Regions from separate parts of the Homo sapiens genome. Here region 2 is linked to region 1. A link is an interaction called in ENCODE POLR2A ChIA-PET data of the cell type or tissue named here. Cell type or tissue: IMR-90. All regions are shown on one strand. Links, peaks and the distances in the headings refer to the core of each region. The heading gives the core; the rest is flanking DNA.

What was found. Peaks named below come from ENCODE experiments on the same cell type or tissue, not always from the same donor. Only the 100,000 strongest peaks of a DNase experiment are listed, where the experiment ranks them.
Region 2: POLR2A ChIA-PET joins it to region 1 with 11 read pairs; 2 of 35 experiments call an interaction of 5 or more read pairs at or near these places.

Annotation. Positions count from the first base shown.
Region 1 is chr19:15,332,844-15,341,176 of GRCh38, forward strand. LOC124904643 (a long non-coding RNA gene) reads left to right here. Exons shown (of 4, transcript XR_007067146.1): 2 at 3,649-3,762. Among named protein-coding and RNA genes, the nearest start is that of BRD4, 4.5 kb to the left of the region's middle. RefSeq lists silencers at 1-5, 1,463-1,602 and an enhancer at 1-578. In IMR-90, for the core only: no CTCF peak of the experiment used is centred there; a DNase peak (open chromatin) is centred at 4,528.
Region 2 is chr19:15,508,861-15,515,414 of GRCh38, forward strand. The region is part of intron 1 of CYP4F22 (cytochrome P450 family 4 subfamily F member 22); the gene reads left to right. It also overlaps the pseudogene LOC100422106. Among named protein-coding and RNA genes, the nearest start is that of CYP4F22, 3.6 kb to the left of the region's middle. In IMR-90, for the core only: no CTCF peak of the experiment used is centred there; no DNase peak of the experiment used is centred there.

The DNA.
Region 1 (8,333 bases), core at 1,907-6,906:
ATGGAGGAGGCGGAGGAGAGAGCCCTAAGGGGGGACCCCAGGTAGGGAGGCTGAGGCGAGAGAGCTGCGATGGGGGCGCCGGGGCTGGGGTGAAGTGGAGGAAAGGAGGTGAGAGGAGGCTGCGAGCAAGGCCGAGGCGGATCCTCCTTGGCTGCCCCTGGGCAGGGAGGTAGCACCTTTCTCCTCTTATGCCCCCCTGTTGATCTTCTTCCAACCCACCTTTTTAAAAAAAGGGACATGGTCTTGCTCTGTCCCCCAGGCTGGAGTGCAGTAGTGCAGTCATAGCTCACTGCAGCCTCAACCTGCTGGCCTCAAGCGATCCTCCTGCTTCAGCCTCCCAAGTAGCTGGGACTACAGGTGTGCACCACCACACCCAGCTAACTATTTTTTGTAGAGATGGGATCTCACGATGTTGGCCAGGCTGGTCTCTGTCTCCTGGACTCAAGCGATCCTCCTGCCTCGACCTCCCAAAGTGCTAGTATTACAGGCGTGAGCCACCGCGCCCAGCTCCTTCCCATCCTTAAGACTCAACCCCAAGTCAGACCAGGCTCGGTGGCTCACACCTGTAATCTCAGCACTTTGGGAGGCAGAGGCAGGAGGTTGGCTTGAGGCCAGGGGTTGGAGACCATCCTAGCCAACAGAGTGAAACCTCGCCTCTACTAAAAATACAAAAATTAGCCCCGTGTGGGCCGGGCGCAGTGGCTCACGCCTGTAATCCCAGCACTTTGGGAGGCGGGCAGATCACGAGGTAAGGAGATCGAGACCATCCTGGCTAAGACGGTGAAACCCCGTCTCTACTAAAAATACAAAAAATTAGCCGGGTGTGGTGGTGGGCGCCTGTAGTCCCAGCTACTCGAGAGACTGAGGCAGGAGAATGGCGTGAACCCGGGAGGCGGAGCTTGCTGTGAGCGGAGATCGCGCCCCTGCACTCCAGCCTGTGCGACAGAGCGAGACTCCGTCTCAAAAAAAAAAAAAAAAAATTAGCCGGGTGTGGTGGCGCATGCCTGTAATCCCATGCCTGTAATGCCAGCTACTCAGGAGGCTAAGGCAGAAGAATCACTTGAACCCGGGAGGCGTAGGTTGCAGTGAGCCGAGATTGTGCCACTGCACTCTAGCCTGGGCGACAGAGCAAGGCTCTGTCTCCAAAAAAGAAAAAGACTCAACCCTAAGTCAGCTCCAGGACGTATGTGCCTACTCTACATGTGTGAGTCCGAGGGGAAAAAACATCATATGACCTCTTCTAGGGCTTCCAAAGCACCCCACCTGGCCACGGAAGAGCTTAGTAAACATGGGGTAGTTTTGAGATTGCTAAAAGGAGGAAGTTAGGCATATGTCTCTTGTAGCTTAAAATAATACTGTGAAATTTTTCAAACCTGGAAACAACCACTTCTCTTTCCTTTTATATATATATATATTTTTTTTTTTAAGACAAGATCTTGCTCTGTCACCCAGGCTGGAGTGCAGTGGCTGGATCATAGCTCACTGTAACCTCAAACTCTCAGTCTCAAGTGATCCTCCCACGTCAGCCTCTTTAGTAGCTGGGACCACAGGTGTGCGCCACCGTGCCCAGCTAATTTTTGTATTTTTGTGGAGAGGAGGTCTCACCATGTTGCCCAGACTGGTCTTGAATTCCTGGGCTCAAGCGATCCACCTCCCTCAGCCTCCCAAAGTGCTGGAACTACAGGCGTGAGCCACCGCACCCAGGCCATTCTCTTAGCATTTTGTATTCCCATCTTTTAAAAATGGAAAGCAGGCTGGGCGCGGTGGCTCACACCTGTAATCCCAGCACTTTGGGAGGTCGAGGCAGGTGGATCACCTGAGGTCAGGAGTTCTAGACCAGCCTGGCCAACATGGTGAAACTTCGACTCTACTAAAAATATAAAAATTAGCCAGGTATGGTAGCGGGTGCCTGTAATCCTAGCTACTTTGGAGGCTGAGGCAGGAGAATCACTTGAACCCAAGAGGCAGAGGTGGCAGTGAGCTGAGATCGTGCCACTCCACTCCAGCCTGGGCGACAGTGAGACTCCATCTCAAAAAAAAAAAAAAAAAAAAAAGGAAAGCAAACTCAGTTCTAAAAAGTCTACATGGGGCCAGGCACAGTGGCTCACACCTGTAATCCTAGCACTTTGGGAGGCCAATGCGGGTAGATTACCTGAGGTCAGGAGTTTGAGACCAACCTGGGCAACATGGTGAAACCCCGTCTCTACTAAAAATACAAACAAAATTAGCCGGGTGTGGTGGCGGGCACCTGTAGTCCCAGCTACTCAGGAGGCCGAGGCAGGAGAATCGCTTGAACCTGGGAGGTGGAGGTTGCAGTGAGCCAAGATCATGCCACTGCACTCCAGCCTGGGTGACAGGGCAAAACTCCGTCTCAAAAAAAAAAACAAAAAAGTCTGCGTGGTATTTTTTTTTTAAGTCCAAGTAATGAAACATTTCCTGATGGCCCATGGTTTCAGAATATATGGATATAATAGGATACCAGTAAAATAGTTCTTTTCTATCATGTGTTTGCTCATGCTTAACCAGGGGCAATCATAAATCACTAATGGGTCCTAAGCAAAGTTAAAAATTAAATTTTTTCATTCATTCATGTATCTATGTATTAATTTATTCATTTATGACAGGGTCTTGCTCTGTTGCCCAGGCTGGAGTGCAGTGTTGCATTCATGGTTCACCAAAGGCTGGAGTGCAGTGTTGCATTCATGGTTCACCGAAGCCTCGACCTCCTAGGCTCATTCAATCCTCCCACCTCAGCCTCCCGAGTAGCTGGGACTACAGGCATGTGCCACTACACCCAGCTAAGTTTTTAAATTGTAGTTGGCTGGGCGCAGTGGCTCACGCCTGTAATGCCAGTACTTTGGGAGGCTGAGGCGGGTGGATCACCTGAGGTCGGTAGTTTGAGAGCAGCCTGGCCAACATGGTGAACACACTAGTCTGTACTACAAATACAAAAATTAAAGGCCGGGTGCAGTGGCTCATGCCTGTAATCTCAGCACTTTGGGAGGCCGAGGCAGGTGGATCACCTGAGGTCCGGAATTCACAACTAGCCTGGCCAAGGTGGTGAAACCTCATCTGTACTAAAAATAGAAAAAATTTGCGGGGCTTGGTGACAGGTGCCTGTAATCCCACCTACTCAGGAGGCTGAGGCAGAAGAATCACTTGAACCCAGGAAGCGGAGGTTGCAGTGAGCAGAGATTGCGGAGGTGGAGGATACAGTAGTGAGCGGAGATCGCGCCATTGCACTCCAGCCTGGGCAACAAGAGTCAAACTCTGTCTCAAAAAAAAAAAAAAAAATTAGCCAGGCATAGTGTTGCATGCCTGTAATCTGAGCCACTTGGGAGGCTGAGGCAGGATAATCACTTGAGCCTGCTTAAGAGGTGGAGGTTGCAGTGAGCCAAGGTCGCACCACTGGACTCCAGCCTGGGTGACAGAGCAAGACTCTGTCTCGAAAAAAAAAAAAATTTGTAGCCATAGGATCTCACTGTCTTGGCCAAGCTGATCTCAAACTCTTGGCCTCAAGTGATTCTTCTGCCTTGGCCTAACCCTTTATTTTTAACAAAGCATGAGAAAACAAGTTATTAGCTGCAAGAAATAAAGGATGTAATTGTAACTCCTTCATTGAAACTTCCTTCTAACTCTGTATTACAGAATATTGAAATTTGTGAATATCTTCTGGCTCCTAATTTTGCACCCCTGGCAATTATGCAGAAGATGATCAGAAATGGAAAAAGAGCAGGAGGGTACCCAGGGCTTTGTGAATAGGTATTAACAACTGGTTTGTTGTTACTGGGTTTTTTGTTTGTTTGTTTTTTTAAGGAAACCAGAATGTATCTATTTTAAGCTCTCCTTCCCTATAGTTATCTTGTCTTGCTGCATTATCCACTTAATTTATCATTGTTGGCCAGGCGCGGTGGCTCACGCCTGTAATCCCAGAACTTTGGGAGGCTGAGGCGGGCAGATCACGAGGTCAGGAGATCGAGACTATCCTGGCTAACATGGTGAAACCCCATCTCTACTAAAAATACAAAAATTAGCCAGACATGGTGGTGAGTGCCTGTAGTCCCAGCTACTCGGGAGGTTGAGGCAGGAGAATGTCATGAACCCGGGAGGTGGAGGTTGCAGTGAGCCGAGATCGTGCCACTGCACTCCAGCCTGGGTGGACAGAGCGAGGCTCCATCTCGAAAAAAAAAAATTATCATTGTTGTTGACAATAAATGTTTTTGGAAGTAATTTGGAACTGTTGGTTTGCAAATCACATAATAAAAGCCCTCACTTTACTGTAGAGTCACACTTAACATTAGACAAAACTATATATCTAGATTGATAACTAGACCGAACTAGGTGGCTTTTGGCCATTGCTACAAATTAAATCCAACCTGGAAAAAATATTCAGGCTGTAAAGGCAGTTCCAAAAGCTGTCTCCAAAAATCGTTTGGGACAACAATGTCTCATTCTTTTTGTCTTCCATGGTGCTTTGCCTAACTCCTCGAAGATAGCTCAAACTCAGAAAATGTTTATCTGGTTGAGTCACTTTAATAAAAATAGTCTTGTTACCTCATGGTTCACATGTTATTTATTTATTTATGAAACAGTCTCACTCTGTCGCCTGGGCTGGAGTGCAATGGCATGATCTCGGCTCACTGCAACCTCCACCTCCTGGGTTCAAGAGATTCTCGTGCCTCAGCCTCCTGAGTAGCTGGAATTACTGGCATGTGCCACCACGTCCGGCTAATTGTTTTGTATTTTTAGTAGAGACGAGGTTTCACCATGTTGGCCAGGCTGGTCTCGAACTCCTGGCCTTAAGTGATCTGCCCACCTCGGCCTCCCAAAGTGCTGGGATTACAGGCTTGAGCCATGGCACCTGGCTTATTTATTTATTTATTAAGTTATAAAGACAAGATCTCACCCTGTCACCCATGCTGGAGTGCAGTGGCATAATCATAGCTCACTGAAGCCTCACCCTTCTCCACTCAAGCAATTCTCCCACCTCAGCCTCCTGAGTACATATGACTACACCCATGCCCCACCACACTTGGCTTTTTTTTTTATTTATTTTTTTTGTTTGTTTGTGTTTTGTAGCAATAAGGTTTCACTATATTGCTCAAGCTAGAATGCAGTGGCTATTCATAGACACAATCATGTCTGACTATAGCCTTGAACTCCTGGGCGCAAGCAATCCTCCTACCTCAACCTCCTGAGTAGCTGGGACTATAGCTGCCTGCCCAGCTTAGATTTTAATTCTATGCATCAATGTGTATCAATGTATAGAAATAGTTATGTTATTTAAACAAAAGGGATCATCCTATATCTGTTGCTTTTTGCTGTTTTCTTTTTTTTAGACAGAGTCTTGCTCTGTCACCCAGGCTGGAGTGCAGTGGTGCGATCTCGGCTCACTGCAACCTCTGCCTCCAGCTTCAAGCGATTCTCATGCCCCTGCCTCCCAAGTATCTGGGACTACAGACATGCGCCACCACAGCTATTTAATTTTAATATTTTTACTAGAGACACGGTTTCACCATGTTGGCCCGACTGGTCTCAGAATCCTGGCCCTAAATGATCCGCCCACCTCCGCCTCCCAAAGTGTTGGGATTACAGGCATGAGCTACCGTACCCAGCCAGCTTTTTTAATTTAATACATACAGCCCAGAACTCCTAGACTCAAGCGATCCTCCCAGTCCACCTCAGCATACCAAATAGCTGGGACTACAGGTGCATGCCACTGTGTCTGGCTGGAAGTCATTTCACGTGAATACTCTGAGATCTGCCTTATTGGAGATGATGTCAGGATCACATACAGTATGTTATCTATCTCAGATAACATGGTGGCTCATGCCTGTAATCCCAGCACTTTGGGAGACTGAGGCAGGTGGATCATTTGAGGTCAGGAATTTCGAGACCAGCCTGGCCAACATGGTGAAACCCCGTCCCTACTAAAAAAACACAAAAATTAGCCAAGTGTGGCGGTGCACACCTGTTGTCCCAGCTACACGGGAGGCTAAGGCACAAGAATCACTTGAACCCAGGAGGTGGAGGTTGCAGTGAGCTAAGATTGCGCCACTGCACTCCAGCCTGGGAGACAGAGCAAGACTCCGTTTAAAAAAAAAAACAAAAAAAACACTAAACTAAAAAACGAAGGAAAAAGAAAACATGGAGTTGTTCCTTTGGCCACATGCATGCAAATCTGTAAGAAAAGTAATGTTGTAGACATCAAGGGAATGGGTACTGTTCACAAAGGAATGCCCCACAACTGTTATCATGCAAAACTGGAAGAGTCTACAGTATTACCAAGCATGCTGTTGGGATTCTTCTAAACGGACAAGTTAAGGGCAAAATTCTTGCCAAGAGAATTCATGTACGTATTGAGCACATTATTCACTCTAAGAGGTCAGGAGTTCAAGACCAGCCTGACCAACATGGTGAAACCTTGTCTCTACTAAAGATATAAAAATTAGGTGGGCATGATGGTAGGCATATGTAATCTCAGCTACTCAGGAGGCTGAGGCAGGAGAATCACTTGAACCTGGGAGGCGAAGGTTGCAGTGAGCCAAGATCACGCCACTGTACTCCAGCCTGGGCAACAGAACGAGATACCGTCTCAAAAAATAAAAATAAAAAATAAAAGATCAATAGACTGTTTAAAAAAAAAAAAACAAGGATAAATTTATATAGCATGTTCAGCTCTGAAAACATCAGAAAGGTTGGGTGTGGTGGCTCACACCTGTAAAACCAGCACTTTGGGAGGCCGAGGAGGGTGGATCACTTGAATCCAGGAGTTTAAGACCAGTCTGGCCAACATGGCGAAATGCCACCTCTACAGAAAATACAAAAGAAATTAGCTGGGTATGGTGGTGCATGCCTGTCATCCCAGCTATTTGGGAAGCTGAGGTGGGAGGATCATCGGAGCCTGGGAGGTAGAAGTTGCAGTGAGCCACAATTGAGCCTCTGCACTCCAGACTGGGCAATGGAGTGAGACCTTGTCTCAAAAAAAAAAAAAAAAAAAAGGGAAAAAGAGGCCGGGCTCCGTGGCTCACACCTGTAATTGCAGCACTTTGGGAGGCCAAGGTGGGTGGATCACCTGAGGTCAGAAGTTCGAGACCAGTCTTGCCAACATGGTGAAACCCGATCTCTAATAAAAATACAAAAATTAGCCGGTCGTGGTGGTGTGTGCCTGTAATCCCAGCTACTTGGGAGGCTGAAGCAGGAGAATCGCTTGAACCCGGGAGGTGGAGTTTGCAGTGAGCAGAGATCGCACCACTGCACTGCAGCCTGGGAGACAGAGCAAGATTCCGTCTCAAAAAAAAAAAAAAAAAAAAAAAAGGAGCTGGAGGATTTGTGTCTTGTATCAATGCCCACTTTCCAATGGGAACTTGCCCACAAAGTTACATTCTAGAATTTATAGTTAGACCTAGAGAAGGCAAGTGAGTCACCCAAGGTCACACATTTACACAGAGTTGAGAACCTAGATATCCTGACTCTGTAAAGATTGCTTGCATTTTTTTCCCCTAGCCCAGGGGTTGACAAACTTTTTCTGGAAAGAGCCAAATACTCAACATTTTAGGCTTAGAGGGCCATACAATCTCTATAACATGGCCAATTTTTTAAAAATTTTTTTGAGACAGAGTCTTGCCGCGTTGCCCAGGCTGGAGTGCAGTGGTGTGATCTCAGCTCACTGCAACCTCTGCCTCCCAGGTTCAAGTAGTTTTCATGCCGTGGTCTCCCAGGAAGCTGGAATTACAGGCATGTGCCACCATGCCCAGCTAATTTTTGTATTTTTATTAGAAACAGGGTTTCACCATGTTGCCCAGGCTGCTCTTGAACTCCTGACCTCAGGTGATCTGCCCGCCTCAGGTTCCCAAAGTGCTGGGGTTACAGATATGAGCCCTACAGCGCCCGGCCTTTTTTTTTTCTTTTAGTCAGGGTCTCATTCTCTCACCCAGGCTGCAGTTGCAGTGGTACCATCAGGGCTCACTGCAGCCTCAACCTCCTAGGCTCAAGCCATCCTCTTGCCTCAGCCTTCCAAGTTGTTGGGACTGTAGGCACATGCTACCATGCTGGGCTGTTTTGTTTTTGTTTTTGTTTTTGTTTTTTTGAGATGGAGTTTCACTCTGTCACCTAGGCTGGAGTGCAGTGGCGTGTGTCTCAGCGCACTTCAACCTCTGCCTCCCGGGTTCAAATGATTCTCCTGCCTCAGGCTCTGGAGTAGTTGGGACTATAGGCGTGTGCCACCACACCCAGCTAATTTTTGTATTTTTAGTAGAGACAGGGTTTCACTATGTTGGCCAGGCTGGTCTTGAACTCCTGACCTCGTGATCTGCCTGCCTCGGCCTCCCAAA
Region 2 (6,554 bases), core at 1,555-6,554, 180 kb after region 1:
TAGGCGCATCCTTTTCTCTGGGTATCTGTGATGGGCAGGGGGCCTCCAAAAGACCCCTCTGGTAGTCAGGACATCCCAGATGGGTTCAAGCCCCGCCCTGGGACGCCTCTTTGGGGCTGAATGGGGATTCGCCCTGAGATTTCACCACTGCACGTTGTCTTGACGGGGAGGTTGTAGTACATTCAACCGATGGGGTTAGGCTTGTGGTTCAACTGCTATCAGGAACCCTCTGCCCATCCATGCCAGACGCAGAGCCCCTCTATGAAAAGACGGTGTTCTTCTGGCCCCGAGAGTTGGCTCTGAGGGTTGTGTGAGGTCCTGGGGTTGGTCCCAGGTGATCTTCGTCTGATAGATGCTGGAAGGAAGATGTTTTCTGGCCTCCCAGGGGCCTGGCCCAGCCTGGGTATGCAAGTTGGCCGAGGCTGGCCACCTGGGGAGTCGCAGGCTGGAGAGGCCTAGGCTCAGGGCATCTCTCCTGGTTCATCTGCCCGCTCACAGCTCATTCATGCACTCATTGTGAGTCTCACCGCCCTGTAGGCAAAGGAGATGGCCAGGGCTGGCTGCGTACCCGAAATTCCTCCTACCCTGTGCCCCTTGCTCCACCCCTTATTTCTAGGTCCTGGAGCTGTGCCCAGCCAGGGCTGGCAGCATCAAACTCCTTCTTGTGTAACTCCAAACCCCAAAGAGAAGGAACCTCCCCAAATCTTCCCTACCACCCTCATTTTACAGGCACGGAAACTGAGGGCCAGAGAGAAGAAGCCTGTGCCTGTGGATACCCAGTGCCCAGTGGGAGAGCTGGGATTTGAAAAAACAAGCCCTGTTTGACCCCAAAGCCTCAGTCCACTTTCCGATGTCCCCGGCATCACCAAATGGCCCAGCTTGGGTTTCTGAACAGTAACATTAACTCTGGCCTGGTGTCTGGCGGTGACCCAGGTTGGTATCTGCAGAGGGGCTTGGATGACTTGAGAGGCATTCAGGGAATGGGACCCATCTCTCCTTCCTTCCTTCCTTCCTTCCTTCCTTCCTTCCTTCCTTCCTTCCTTCCTTTCTTTCTTTCCTTCCTTCTTTCTTTCTTTCTTTCTTTCTTTTCTCTGTCTCTCTCTCTTTCTTTCTTTCTTTCTTTTTTTGTTGTTGTTGTTGAGACAGGGTCTCACTTTGTCACCCAGGCAGGAGTGCAGTGGCATAATCATAGCTCACTGCAGCCTCGATCTCCTGGGTTCAAGCAATCCTCCTACCTCAGCCTCCTGAGTATGGAGGACTACAGGCATGCACCACCACTCCTGTCTACTTTTTGTATTTTTGGTAGGGATGGGGTTTCACCATGTTGCCCAGGCTGGTCTTGAACTCTTGGGCTCAAGTGATCCACCCGCCTCAGCCTCCCAAAGTGCTGGGATTACAGGCATGAGCCACTGCGCCTGACTCATCTCTCCTTGTTGATAAAACTTGGACCTGATTCTCCAAACCCCAGATGGCCAGGTCACAATAATGAACGTGATGGCAGCACCAACGGTAATGAGAGATATCATTGATCAAAGGCTTACTATGTGCCTGGAAGATTGCAGCCCCATGAGGTGGGTAAATAGGGCTTCTGTCTTAATGGATGAAGAAATTGAGGCTCAGAGAGGTGCAGACACTCACCCGAGGTCGCACAGCAAAGAGGCAGACCTTTATAGAATCTTTTCTGAGGCTCATGTCCAGGTGTGGCCACACTTGGGATGGTGGGCAGAAACAATTACAACCCTGCAATGGTCTAGATTATTAGTGGTTTTAAAACTTCTTTTTCTGCCAGGATCCCCTTTGGGCCAAGGAAATTATTAGCAAAAGGTTTGAATATGATCAAAGCTGCGATAGGACTGTCTCCTTTACCACATTTGCCAACTTGGCCCTGCCCTCATTAGTCATAAATGACTCTGAAGCTCTTTCTCAGAACCTTAGAAATTTAGAGTGCTGAGTGGAGACTGAAGACCTAGAAGCCAGGCTGAGTGTGGTGGCTCATGCCTGTAATCCCAGCACTTTGGGAGGCTAAGGCTGGAGGATGGTTTGAGCCCAGGACTTTGAGACCAGCCTGGGGAATATAGGGATACCATATATATATATATATATATATTTTTTTTTTTTTTTTTGAGATGGAGTTTTGCTCTTGTTGCCCAGGCTGGAGTGTAATGGCGTGATCTTGGCTCACTGCAACCCCTGCCTCCCGGGTTCAAGCTGTTCTCTTGCCTCAGCCTCCTGAGTAGCTGAGACTACAGGCATGTGCCACCATGCCTGGCTAATTTTGTATTTTTAGTAGAGATGGGGTTTCTCCATGTTGGTCAGGCTGGTCTCGAACTCCCGACCTCAGGTGATCCTCCCTCCTCCCAAAGTGCTGAGATTACAGGCATGATTACAGGCATGAGCCACCGCGCCCAGCACTATATTAATTTTTTTTAACAAAAAAATTAAAAAAAAATTAGCTGAGCATGGTGGCAGGCGCCTGTAGTCCCAGCTACTCAGGATGCTGAGGTGGGAGGATCACTCAAGCCCAGGACGGGGAGGTTGCAGTGAGCCAAGATCACACCACTGCACTCCAGCCTGAAGGACACAGCAAGACCATGTCTAAAAAACAAAACAAACAAACAACAACAACAACAAAACAACTTAGAAGTCCCCTCTCAGCTCCAGCCTTCTGGGGTCTGGCACTTTGGGGGAATATGTGAGTCTCTGGGGTAAGCCAGCCCTCTGATGTTGAGGAAGCCAAGGTGGCACCATGAATCAGTGGGGACGGGGGCAGGCTGCCTTGACTACAGGCTTGGAGTGAAAAGGAGGGCTGGGATTTGGGGTGATGGGGCCAGCGTTGGGGTGCTCTTCCATCAGGCTCCTGGCTGGTCCCAGCCCCTGCAGTTCAAGAAGAGGCATGTATCTCGTACCTGGCGTCGGCCTGGGTCCGTGCCCTCCACTCCTTCTTGGGAGCCCACACACCTTGTATAACAAGTCCTCAGTGGGTGAACGGCTGGGCCAACCTGACAAACCAGCGCGACCTGGGCGTGGGCCGGGACACGGAGCCAGTCGCTGGCTTTCACCACCACCAGATAATGCGGGCCCTGGCAGGGCAGGGCCACCTCTACCAAGGCGGGCCTGCTGGATGAGATCGGGGGCCGGTGTAGATAGGGAGTGGACATGCCAGCCGCCCACAACATTCTGAGGGTGTCACCTTTGAATTGCTCTCACTTCTATCAAATAGCAATAATAGGAGTAGTCATCATGGCTAACATTTTGTGAGCTACGTGACAAGGCCTTTCCATGCCTCATTTCACTGAGCCGTCCCAAAAACCTTAGGGGGTAGGTCCTGTTATTATCAACCCATTTCACAGATTGGCAAAGGGAGGCTGATGGCAGGGACTGGGTTCACCCAAGGCTGCTAACCTAGGGAATAGGAGAGCTGAGATTTGAACCCAGGCCTGTTGAAGTCAAAAGTGAACATTAAATTAAATTAAATTAATTTTAGTTTTTGAGATAGAGTCTCACTCTGTCCCCCAGGCTGGAGTGCAGTGGCAAGATTTTGGCTCATTGCAACCTCTGCCTCAGCCTCCCAAGTAGCTGGGGCTACAGGCATCCACCACCATGCCCAGCTATTTCTTTTTTTCTTGGTAGAGACAGGGTTTCATCATGTTGCCCAGGTTGGTCTTAAATTCCTGACCTCAAGTGATCCTCCCTCCTCAGCCTCCCAAAGTGCTGGGATTACAGGCATGAGCCACCATGCCTGGCCTGATTTTTTTGTTTTTTAGTAGAGACGGAGTCTCACTATGTTGCACAGGCTGGTCTCAAATTCCTTGGTTCAAGTGATCCTCCCATCTTGGCCTCCCAAAGTGCTGGGATTACGGGCATGAGCCACTTCACCTGGCTGATACCTTTCCTCCATTATCTAAACTCCATAGTTTACATTAGGATTCACTCTTTGTGTCATGCAGTAAACTAATGAATTTTTATAATTGATTCAATTTTTTTTGAATGGGTGACATGTGCTCATGGTATAGGAAACCAAAACGACTGGAAAAGTGGATAGTAAACTTAAGTTTCCCTTCCACCCCTGTCCCGAGTTCTTTCAGGCCCTTTCCAGAGGCTGCCACCATTTTTCCTGGGTCCTCAAAGCTTTTCTCTCTCTCTCTCTCTCTCTTTTTTGTATTACCATTTATTGGTGACAAACACTAAGTTTTACTCGCATTCCATGAGGAGAAAAACTCCAGTGTAAACGATGAATGGAGGCAGTACTTAACTCGCAGGGGTACCAGGCTTTCCATATGGACCACACACAGAGCCTCAGTGCACACACTTCTTTTTTCATTTTTATTTTTTTGAGACGGAATCTCGCTTTGTGACCCAGGCTGGAGTGCAGTGGCATGTTCTCGGCTCACTGCAACCTCTGCCTCCCGAGTTCAAGCGATTCTCCTGCCTCAGCCTCCTGAGTAGCTGGGACTACAGGCGAATGCTGCCACGCCCTGCTAATTTTTTGTATATATATATATTTTTTTTTTTTTTTTTTTTTGAGACAGAGTCTCACTCTGTCACCGAGGCTGGAGTGCAGTGGCGCGATCTCGGCTCACTGCAAACTCCGCCTCCCGGGTTCACGCCATTCTTCAGCCTCAGCCTCCCGAGTAGCTGGGACTACAGGCGCCCGCCACCTCGCCCGGCTAATTTTTTTTATTTTTAGTAGAGACGGGGTTTCACCGTGTTAGCTAGGATGGTCTCGATCTCCTGACCTCGTGATCTGCCCGCCTCGGCCTCCCAAAGTGCTGGGATTACAAGCGTGAGCCACCACGCCCAGCCTAATTTTTTTGTATTTTAGTAGAGATGGTGTTTCACCGTGTTGTCCAGGCTGGTTGCGAACTCCTGAGCTCAGGCAATCCGCACCCCCCTCGGTCTCCCAAAGTGCTGGGATTACAGGCGTGAGCCACCGCACCCGGCCCAGTGCACACACTTCTGTGTATAGTAACACAACATCAAAAGCAACACAACTGTATAAAGAAACATAGGTCATACTTTTCAGCCCTAATCGAGATGTAATTAATAGTATCGAGCACTCTGGAAAATCAGTCTGCAGTTTTATGTGAACTATGTGGAGATCATATCCTGTAGTGTAGTGAAAGCTAAGTCCTCAAGAGCCGTATGTATAGACACATGATTTTCTTAAAGAATATTTAAAATGGAGATCAAAGTTCATTTGTTTAAGTCCTGTTTGCATTAACAAAAATAAAAATAAAATAAAAATGGAAGCAAATGATCATCTAAAGTTTAAAATTCCTAAATTGTCCAATTTATACAACTGTGGGAGACTTATTCAAGGTTTTTGAAAGTCCAGGACTGTTTCAGCTGAACCATAGGGCACGTAATTTGCATCACTGAAATGGTGCTGGGTTAGTCAATGAAATAAAAATGTCTAACTACATACACGTGGATATGATCTTTGTCGGTTAGATTATTGATAAAGTCAGTCTCAGAAAAGTTTCCAAACTGTGCGATATAATTAGATACAGTTGAGAAACTCTCAAATGAAAATTTTATATAGTGTCGTCGGGCACGGTGGCTCATGCCAGTAATCCCAGCACTTTGGGAGGCCGAGGCGGGTGGATCACGAGGTCAGGAGTTCAAGACCAGCCTGGCCAAGATGGTGAAACCCCGTCTCTATTAAAAGTACAAAAACTAGCTGGGTGTGGTGGCCCAGCTACTCGGGAGGCTGAGGCAGACAATTGCTTGAACCTGGGAGGCAGAAGTTGCAGGGAGCCAAGACTGTGCCGTTGCACTCCAGCCTGGGTGACAGAGTGAGACTTTGTCTTGAAAGAAAGAAAGAAAGAAAAAGAAAGAAAGAAAGAAGGAAGGAAGGCAGGAAGGAGGAAAATTTTATATAGTGTCATACCAATAAAAAGGAAATAATGAAACTAAGAATACAGATCACTGTTGGAAGAGAAAGCAGTGGTGATGGTGTGGGCACTGCAGGAAGTGGTGGGGCCGTGGCACACTAGAAGTTAGGTCATGCTGAATAGGAAGCATTTGACTTTCTCTGGTGCTTTTAGCTCTGGGGCTGGTTGAAGGCCTCTCTCTGGTGTGGCTGTCCAGGGTTTGTCCCAACTAAGCCAGCTTGAGAAGGGGTCATGCTTTCAGTTTCTTCTTTCACACGGGAAAAAAAAGACCAAACAGGAAGGTGCCCAGGGCGTGGATCTGCTGGTGCCCCAGGAGAGCCAGCTGGCTGGGCAGCCCTTCTTCCCCAAAGGCAGCTGGTATTGCGTAGGGACAGCCAGGTCACCGAGTGGCCGTCACAACAAACCCCAGCACAGTCCAGCCCGGCCACAGCCACCTCCCCTGTTGTGTTCCCTGCTGCTGCCCACATCCTTTACCCACCGTCTCTCGGCCCACTAGAGGTATCAGAAATTCCAAATTTTCAAAGCAGTTTTAATATTTTCAGTGTATATGTTGGGATTTTATAATGGTTCATGGCCAGAAAAGGTTCAGCACCTCCCACACACAGACATTGATCCATTTCCTGTTCTTGGCATCTCTGTACTTTGTTGGTCCAACTCAGA